Linked DNA regions of Homo sapiens: region 1 is linked to region 2. The links are chromatin contacts, found by Hi-C or POLR2A ChIA-PET in ENCODE. All regions are on one chromosome and are shown on one strand. The core of a region is the stretch at or near the end of the contact, and the rest is flanking DNA. Distances in the headings are between cores, read along the strand shown.

Region 1 (4,289 bases), core at 566-3,065, 150 kb before region 2:
TCAGAACCTAGCACAGTCCAGCATACTTCATAAGCACTCATTAAATTTCAGATACAAGAATCAATTAATTCTATGGCACTACTGAAGTAGGGAAATTTATCATTCACAAAACTTTAAATATCAACAGTATACCCAGTGCACCATATTAGAAACTATAAAGCATCATTTGAAATTCTTAAAAGGACACCGTTTTAAGATAGTAGATATGTAAATATCTATGTAATTAACCAGGCACAGTGGTTCATGCTTCTCATCCCAATGATTTGGGAGGCTAAGTTGGGAGGACTGCTTGAGCAAAGGAGTTCAAGACCAGCCAGGGCAACATAGTGAGACCCCATCTCTAAAAAATTTAAAATTAGCCAGGTGTGGTGGCATACACCTGCAGTCCCAGCTACTCAGGAGGCTGAGGCAGGAGGACTGCCTGAGCCCAAGAGGTCGAGGCTGCAGTGAGCCATGATCATGCCACTGCACTGCAGCCTGGGCAATAGAGCAAGACTCCATGTGTCTTAAAAAAAAAAAAAAAAAAAAGGACTTGCTTGCTCTGGTGAGTATGGGGAGAGCCTCTCCTCATGTGTAGGAGTGGCAGCATATTCCAGAGTAAAAACATAATAATAAAATAGTGAACACATGCATAGCTACTACTTTATGCAGGCCTTGTTGTAAGTTCTTTACATATATTCAATGTTTTTCTCATAGAAAGACATTCTTAAGACTGTGAAGAGAGAAGAAAAGCAGGAAACAGAATTAAGGTATTTAAGGTACTTAGTCCAGGGCCTGGCACATAGTAGGCACTCATTATTGTTGTTGCCAACAAAAGGTCTCAAGAGAACATTCAGTCCCCTTCCTCCCCCTAGATAACGACCCTCCATATTCTGAAGCATTCACTGAATCTTGCTCCACTATCGTGCAGCCACATTCCCACGGTTGAACAAATCCCACGGAAGACATCAGTAGGAACTACAGCTCTACTCAGGTAGTTAACACCAACCCTGGGCCCCCCAGCTTGGATCCTCAGCTGAGGATATGCCAAAGATAAGCGCCCAGCTCCCTCCTTCTCACTTTCTATCAGTACTCTCTCTTGAGTGTAGATTTGTTTTATTTTGTTTTACTGGAGAAGGGGAGGAGGAGAGGTGGAGGCAAAAAAGGGGAAAGGAAACAGAGAAGGTAAGATGCAGGAATTATTTCAGGTCTCAGTTTGGCAGGGGCTCATATGTAAAGCTATTATGTTCGAGAAATATAAAAGACTAATACTTTTCCTAAAGATTGAAACAGAAACAGTGGTGATTGGACTGGGAATTATACCTCACTTCAATGAACTCCAAAAGAACTTGAGTTGATTGCTGAAGAAGTGAACAAATAGTGATCAATTTGCTGACAACTGTAAAAGCGTATGGGGTGGGTCACAGCCATTATAGCTTCCTGTGGAGTCAGTGGCCAACTCTAGGTTGTTACCCCACTGTAGCCAGCAGAGGTCTCTCTTTTATTAATCTTCAATTTAAAAAAAAAACCTCTGGGTTGTTTATTTCTATTATCCTTTTGAAGTCTCTTTCTAAAGCCAAATAAATAATGAATCATTTGGCCAAAACATCTTCGAATACTGAATCTAGTCACTTAGTAAAAATGAAAGACAAAAATGCTGAGCTACTTGAAGCAAAAGATTCAGTATTCACCTCTAAGCTATTCATTTGCTTAGAAGATTCACGCCAATCGCACAGCCAAAGAGCAAAACATGGGCCAGACTCTAAAACAGCAATGAGCAACTGGCTGAGTATGACAAAGAAAAGGGAGCTCCAGCTAAGACTGGTAGCGGGGTGGAGCAGGAGGCTGGCGAGGTCCACTTCTTCGGATCTCTGGTTCAGTAGCTGACACCAAGCAGGGCTCTTCCTTGAATGCACTCCTTCAAAAGCCTCAGATATACCACTTGTGACCACATCCCCTCTAACGGCCCAAGCACTACACATTACACCCTCCTTACTTAATGAAATCAAGAGTTTTGGTTTTTGAAAACTCGATTGTTTATGTTAAGCAGCATCATGGAGAACTATCAAGGCGAAAGCTTGAACTTTCTTTCCCACGTCCTATTGGGATAACCCCAACATAAGACTAAGGATTTCAATTAATATTAGATAAAGTGAGGAAACAATAAAATTTATTTGAAGCTGCTCAAGTCACTCTCTTATTTTATTTTATTTATTTATTCTTTTGAGACAGGGTCTCAGTCTGTCACCCAGGCTGGAGTGCAGTGGCGTGATCATGGCTCACTATAGCCTTGACCTCCCAGGCTCAGGTGATTCTCCCACCTCAGCCTCCCAAGTAGCTGGGACTACAGGTGCACACCACCATGCCCAGCTAGTTTTTTTGTTTTGTTTTGTTTTTTTTGAGACAGACTCTCACTCTTATTGCCCAGGCTGGAGTGCAGTGGCGTGATCTTGGCTCACCGCAACCTCCTCCTCCTGGGTTCAAGCAGTTCTCCTGCCTCAGCCTCTCGAGTAGCTGGGATTACAGGCACACACCACCACGCTCACCTAATTTTTTGTATTTTTAGTAGAGACGGGGTTTCACCAGGCTGGCCAGGCCAGTCTTGAACTCCTGAGTGATCCACCCGCCTCAGCCTCCCAAAATGCTGGGATTACAGGCATGAACCACTGCTCCCAGCCTAGTTGTTTGTATTTTTAGTAGAGATGGGGTTTTGCCATGGTACCCAGGCTGGGTTCAAGTGATCCACCTGCCTCAGCTTCTCAAAGTGCTGACATTACAGGTGTGAGCTTATTTTATTTTAGTTTAGAGACAAGATCTCACTCTGTCACCCAGGCCTGAGTGGCAGTGGTGGATTATAGCTCACTAAAACTGTGAATTCCTGGGCCCAAGCGATCCTCCTGCTTCAGCTTCCCAAGTAGGTATGACTACAGGTGCTCACCACCATGCCTGGCTTATTTATTTATTTATTTATTTATTGTAGAAATGAGGCCTCACATTGTCCAGGCAGGTCTTCGATGCCTAACCTCGAATGATCCTCTTCGGCCTCCCAAGCAATCCACTTTGGCCTCCCAAAGCACTGAGATTGCAGGCATCAGCCACTGTGCCTGCCAAGTCACCTTTAAATTATCCAGTGGCTTCCCATTGCACTTAAAGTCCAAAATTCCTAATGTGGCTTAAAAAGCCCATCACTCCAGCCACAGCACTCATTCCTTCTGCCATTGGCTCACTGCCCCCCAGCCACAAGCACATTCTTTCAAAGCTCTTCTCTGACTTGCAGCCTTGGACTGTGTTCTGCTTGGCTCACTCTCCTTCCTTTCCTCCTTTCAACTGGTTAACTCATGCTCAGCTTCCAGGTCTCAACTTGAAAGTCATTTCTTTAGGAGGGATTCTCTAACCCTCGCTCTAGGTCAGGGCCCCTGTTTCAAACTCTTACAGCATCCTACAGGCAGCCACTGGAACATAGGGGAAGGCACTGCAGGTGAGGGGGATGGAATGGCATTTTTTATTTTGTTTGTTTGTTTGTTTTAGAGATGGGGTCTTGTTCTGTTGCTCAGGTGGACTGGAACTCCTGGGCTCAAGGGATCCTTCCACCTCAAACTCCCGAGTAGCTGGGACTATAAGTGGCTGCTCAGCTAAAGGGAGTGTTGGTGGATTTTTAAAGGCCCTTTTCTTTTCAGTAAACACAGGCTGGCTTGGGGAAAGAGTTTCGATTTTAGCCCCTGCTTGCTTCCTCAGTTAGTCACCTTGTCTGGGATCCAAACTGCTACAGCATGAAGCAGAAGCTCTGAGGTCCCTTCATGGCACTCATCCTTCACAACACTCACCTAAATTCCATGGAATAATTACAGCTGTGACGCCTTGTGGAGCTCCAGGAGGCCAGCGCTCCTGTTTGTGACCTTGAAGCCCACAGAGCCTGGCCTTAGTAAAGGCTCCCAGAGACTGCACGCGACAATGCAGCAATATCTGGCACTACTAAGCAACCATTAGGTTACACATTCACGTGCTTTTTTTCTAGTGAGATTATAAACGTTTATTGTTCAGCCTACGCTATTATAAGATCATCTTCTTTTGATTCTGAATATGTGGTTTGTGGCCAAAAATCAGGACTCTAGCTTCCCTGAAAAATAACCTGATCCACAGGGATGGAATGTGTGATCTTGACTAGGAAACAAGAATCACAGAGCTGTAAGCCAGAAGGAATCTATAAATCATCTTCGTTTAACTTCCCCACTTTACAGGAAATCAAGAATTAGAATATTCTCATCTGCAAAATGGAAAGAATCGATACAGTGGTCTCCCATAGCCAATAT
Region 2 (4,879 bases), core at 1,436-3,935:
TGTACAATTCAGTGGAGAGGCCCTTTTTGATAACTTTCATTCTCTCCCTGTGCTGATGTAGACTGTGTACTCCCTGCTAGGAAGATTCCTGGTTGTTCTGCAGGGTCATTCTGAGGGCGTCATCCAGTTAAGTGGATTTGGCTCCTGCAATAGGGGAATACCCCAAAATACCAGAAACAGGACAGGAAATTATTCTGTGGTCATTTATCCTTGATACTGATGAGATCAGATTTGCTGCTGCATCCCTTTAATTTTTATCTCTGCATTGTCCCTAACCACTTATCTTGACCTGTGGCTTGCCCTTGGGCCTGATCTCTTTCATTATAGTGCATTTTGGTTCTCTGCTGACTCCTGGCGCATTCTGATTATTAAAAAAAAACCCTATTTTTCTTGGGATGTGACTTGTCTGCCCCTTCAGTGGTCCTTGCAGAGCTTATTTGTCAGATACTATTGACAGCTTCTGCTCTCTACCTGAGCTCCAATCCCATTTCCCTGACTGCCTACTGGCCATTTCCTCTGGAATGTGCAGGTCATTGTTCTGCCAAGCAGATTGCAACATGTCCAAAAACAACCTTCTTCTTTTTTTTTTTTTTTTTTTGCCACAAATCAGCTGCTCATATAAACTGTCAGTCCCTGTCAATAGTCCATGAAGTTATTTAGATATAGAGAAGCAAATTCCTCTTTGATTTGATCTCCTCTTTCATCACTCTCAGCTGTTCAGCCCCTAGAACAATCAGGTTTTCCTTCAAATATTGATCTTGTTTCTGTCATTCCCTCTCTCCTATGCCCATTTCTAGGTCCTTACTTCCTCTAATATCATCTACTGTTCATGTCTACCCTTTCCCTGATTCAATTACCTGTGAAAGACTGAGGCCAGACCTAGACTACCTTCATTAATCAAATCATGTCTATTCAAAACCCTGAAGTTCTTCCCTATTCATATAGACTTCTTGCTCTTCTTTGCTGTCAAAATTTCCTCTAATCTGATCTCATACTAGACAATATTTCTGCCAGGTGGCTATATTGTAATGGGAAGTTTAATGGACTTGGAGTTAGTGGATCTGCTTTCAAATCCTAGCCCCGTACTCAGCAGAATGACCTTGGGCAATTCACTGACTCTCGAAACCTTGAATCCCCATTTGCAAAACTGGGGTGATAATACCTATGTCATAGGGAAGTTTATGAGATTGTAGTAATATCTGTGGAGACAGTTTAGCATTGTGCTCGGAACCCGTGTTTGGGCTGACTTACTTGGTTCAATACTAGGCTTTCCCACTCAGTAACTATGTGACCTGAAGCAAGTTCCTTAGCCTCTCTGGGTTTCATCAGTTTCATCTGTAAAATGGATACATTACCTATGAGGTAACATATACCTCATAGGTCTGTCGTGACAATTAAATGAGATAATATATGTAAAGCACTTTAACACAGTGCAAGGCACATTGTAAGCTTTAATAGGTGTAAACTATTATAATTATGCAGCAAGAGACCTAGTGTAATCAGCACTTGATATATGTTTGGTAAGTTTGTTTGTGTGAGACAGTGTCTCACTCTGTCACCGACACTGGTGTGCAGTGATCATAGCTCACTTGCAGCCTCGACCTCCCAGGATCAAGCTGTCCTTCCACCTCAGCCTCCCAAGTACTATACTCCCTGGGACTATAGGCGCACACCTTCACACCCCGCTAAATTGTTTTGTATTTTTGTAGAGAAAGGGTCTCACTGTGTTTCTCAGGCTAGTCTTGAATTTTTGGGCTCAAGCGATCCACCCACTTCAGCCTCCCAAAGTGCTGGGATTATAGGCATGAGCCACCGTGCCCAGCCTAAGTATGTTGATGAATTCATCTTATTCAGATGATCTTAACTTCCCATTAATTTTTGCTATGTACATTCTTATGCCACCCTTCCTCCAGACAGGCTGACTGCTTTGGTTTTCCATGAATATATCTTTCACTTTTCTTGCCTTTGATAATGGTTTCCTATTATAATTTATAATTCATCACATGAAATAGTAGGTACTATATCATTTCTAGAATGTCATAATTTCTCTTTCCTGCCAATCCAGATTCTTTCCATTTTTTAAGGTCTCTCCTAAACGTTGGCTTGGTGACACTTTCCCTCATTACTTCTGTACTTATCAGTGTCTCATTTTTCTGAACCAATTACCCTTGGCTTAGCACTTGATGCCATTAATCTGTCAGGTACACTTAGCTGCTGTTTCCTGTATATTCATTTTGTGTCTTCAGCTCAAATGAAAACAGTCCTCAATCCAGCCTTGTTTCAGAACATGCAGTAAATATATAGTGACTATTAAATCTATTAGATCCAACATTCTAGAATAATTTTTCAGGTCTACAGCCTCTTATCAAAAGACTGGCCTATGAGGGTGGGCAGAGGGTTTGGGAATAAGAAGTTCCTGCTGCATTGGACAAGGTCCTTTCGCCTCTGGGCCATGTTGTCAGCGAAGTACTTAAGCACAGGGGCTCCGAAGGTGAGGGGCTGGGAGTAGACCATCAGACCATCCCTGACACAGACAGGAAAGTGTCCCCATTCAAATCTCATTCTTGCTGTGACAGGCTTTGCCTTTAACTAGTTTCTCAAACTTCTTGTACTTTTACACAACATTTGCCCTACTGAGAAACTGGCTTTGCGTGAAACTTCCCATGGCTTGAAGCAAGTCCCCATGACGGTGTTTGCATACCACTGGGGTTTTGTTCCTCCCACACATGCCAATAAAGATGAAGTGGCACTAAGATGACGTGATATGAAGGACATCACTGCAGCCTGCAAAGCAGAGAATGTTTGAACTATGTCAAAGAGTCATACCAGGGTTTCACAATTACAGAAAAGGCCAAGAAAGACTAGTCAAGAATGCAAGGTGAATAACGTTGTCTCTGCTCCAGTTCTCACGGGTGCTGTAGCCCCCACTGAACGCCCATTTCTCTGCACTCCTGTAGTACATATCATCTGGACTACACAATTCAGTCCTGCATTATACAGTGTCCTTCAAAAATTGCTTTGTGTGTTGTGTTCTCCCAGCTAGTTGTAAGTTCCTGAGAATACAGACCACATCTTATACTTCCTTGCTATTGTATATAGAGCCTTGCAATACCATTTAACTCAGTGTTGGGCACAATAAAATTCTCAACAGTAAATGTTGATGGATTTGGTTTTGGAAATGTAAATTTATAAAAAGTGGCCCTGCAAAGGAGAATGAGAAGACTCACTTCCTTTTGAGGGCTGTGGGCCTGGGAGTCCCATCGTCATTTGCAGTGTTGCCAGCAGCAGCAGCCTTCTTTCACAGGACAGGGAGTCAGTACAGCACCAGTAAGACACGTGGTTTCATTGCTTTCCCACTCAGAAGAAGACCACTCAGCACAGTGCCGGAGACCCTGCCCTGATTCCCCTTTCTCCTCCCAACCACAAAGGCCATGCAGGTAGAACTTGAGGGGCATCAGAGATTATCTGACTGAACTCCCTTGTTTTGTAGATGAGGAAACAAGGCAAGAGCAGCTGAGGGTGGTGGAAAGCATATGCATGGGCTTTGGAGTTAGGCAGTACTGGACTCTAATCCCAGTGCTGTTACCCTTTAGCTGTGCGATTGTGGGAGAGTCTGTTAACATCTCAGAGCCTTGATTTCCTCATCTTTAAAGTGTAACAATGGCGACCCACAGGAAATGTTGTAAAAACTCAGGGAAATAATATATGCAAACACAGTGCTTGGCAATAATAGATGCTCAATACCTGTTGGGCTCTCTATTTTCCTTCTCTTGAGTCTCCTGCCCAAAGTCATAAAACAATTTAGTGCTAGCCTCTCCTGTTTTTCAAGCTGTTTTCTTTCAATCAGGTACTAAAGCTAACCTCCTACCCACTAGAAAATTAGGATCAACCATTAACACATTTTTTAATGCTGAAATTTATAACAAAATTTTTAATGCTCACCAGACGTGGTGGCTCATGCCTGTAATCCCAGCACTTTGGGAGGCCAAGGCAGACAGATCACCTGAGGTCGGGAGTTCGAGACCAGCCTGACCAACATGGAGAAACCCTGTCTCTACTACAAATACAAAATTAGCCGGGCGTGGTGGTGCATGCCTGTAATCCCAGCTACTTGGGAGCCTGAGGCAGGAGAATTGCTTGAACTCAGGGGGCAGAAGTTGTGGTGAGCCGAGATCACGCCATTGCACTCCAGCCTGGGCAACAAGAGTGAAACTCCATGTCAAAAAAAAAGAAAATCCCAAGATTTGGACATATTTATTTGGAGCACTTTTATATACCTTGAGATAAAAGAACTTAAAAGATAGAAATACTAAATTTCAGTGTCAGATTCAAAGGTATTGAGGTTTTATCCATTTCCAACTACAGTGTTTGAACTTTTGGTACTCCTAAAATAGTACTCATGGCCTTTTACCCCTTACAAAAATAAAAAAAATTCTGGCTTTGGTATATTTACGTGCTTTGCTTTGCAACCTGATATTTTTCACCTGTCTTTCTTAAGACATACTCTGCCGTCCATTAATCATCAATTGGATCTAAAATGAAAGCACCGCTGTTGGGGTTCTGTTAAAAAAATAGAAACTCTCACTCTGTCATGCCGTCAGTGGCACAACCATGGCTCACTGCAGCCTCAAACTCCTGGGCTCAGGTGATCCTCCCACCTCAGCCTCCTGAATAGCTGGGACTACAGGTATTACAGGTATACCCAGCTAAAAAAAAAAAAAATAGAAACATATTGGTAACAATCATGTGTAGTGGTTTTGTTTCAGAAATAAAATACACATTCAGTCAGGTGTGGTGGCTCATGCCTGTAATCCTGGCACTTTGGGAGGCTGAGGCAGGAGGATCACTTGAGCCCAGAAGTTTGAGACTAGCCTGGGCA

What was found. A loop is a pair of places that touch in the nucleus more often than their neighbours do. ChIA-PET counts read pairs that join two places held with the same protein, here RNA polymerase II (POLR2A). Pooled maps may share reads with other maps.
Region 1: a pooled map shows a loop between it and region 2 (3-fold over the local background). The contact joins two enhancer-like sites. A Hi-C loop is called at or near these places in 2 of 37 single-sample maps with no recorded cell type and 7 of 50 pooled maps. POLR2A ChIA-PET finds 5 or more read pairs at or near these places in 7 of 52 experiments (OCI-LY7, PC-9, T-cell and 4 more).

What each region holds. Positions count from the first base shown.
Region 1 is chr12:12,734,442-12,738,730 of GRCh38, reverse strand. It overlaps a transcript of APOLD1 not described here. Among named protein-coding and RNA genes, the nearest start is that of CDKN1B, 19 kb to the right of the region's middle. Within about 2 kb of position 1,815, at least 13 of the 41 ENCODE cell types and tissues checked have a DNase peak (open chromatin) inside an H3K27ac peak, as active enhancers do.
Region 2 is chr12:12,580,958-12,585,836 of GRCh38, reverse strand. All of the region lies in intron 1 of LOC107984486 (a long non-coding RNA gene), which reads left to right. Among named protein-coding and RNA genes, the nearest start is that of DUSP16, 21 kb to the right of the region's middle. RefSeq lists enhancers at 279-780, 2,335-2,394. Within about 2 kb of position 2,685, at least 8 of the 41 ENCODE cell types and tissues checked have a DNase peak (open chromatin) inside an H3K27ac peak, as active enhancers do.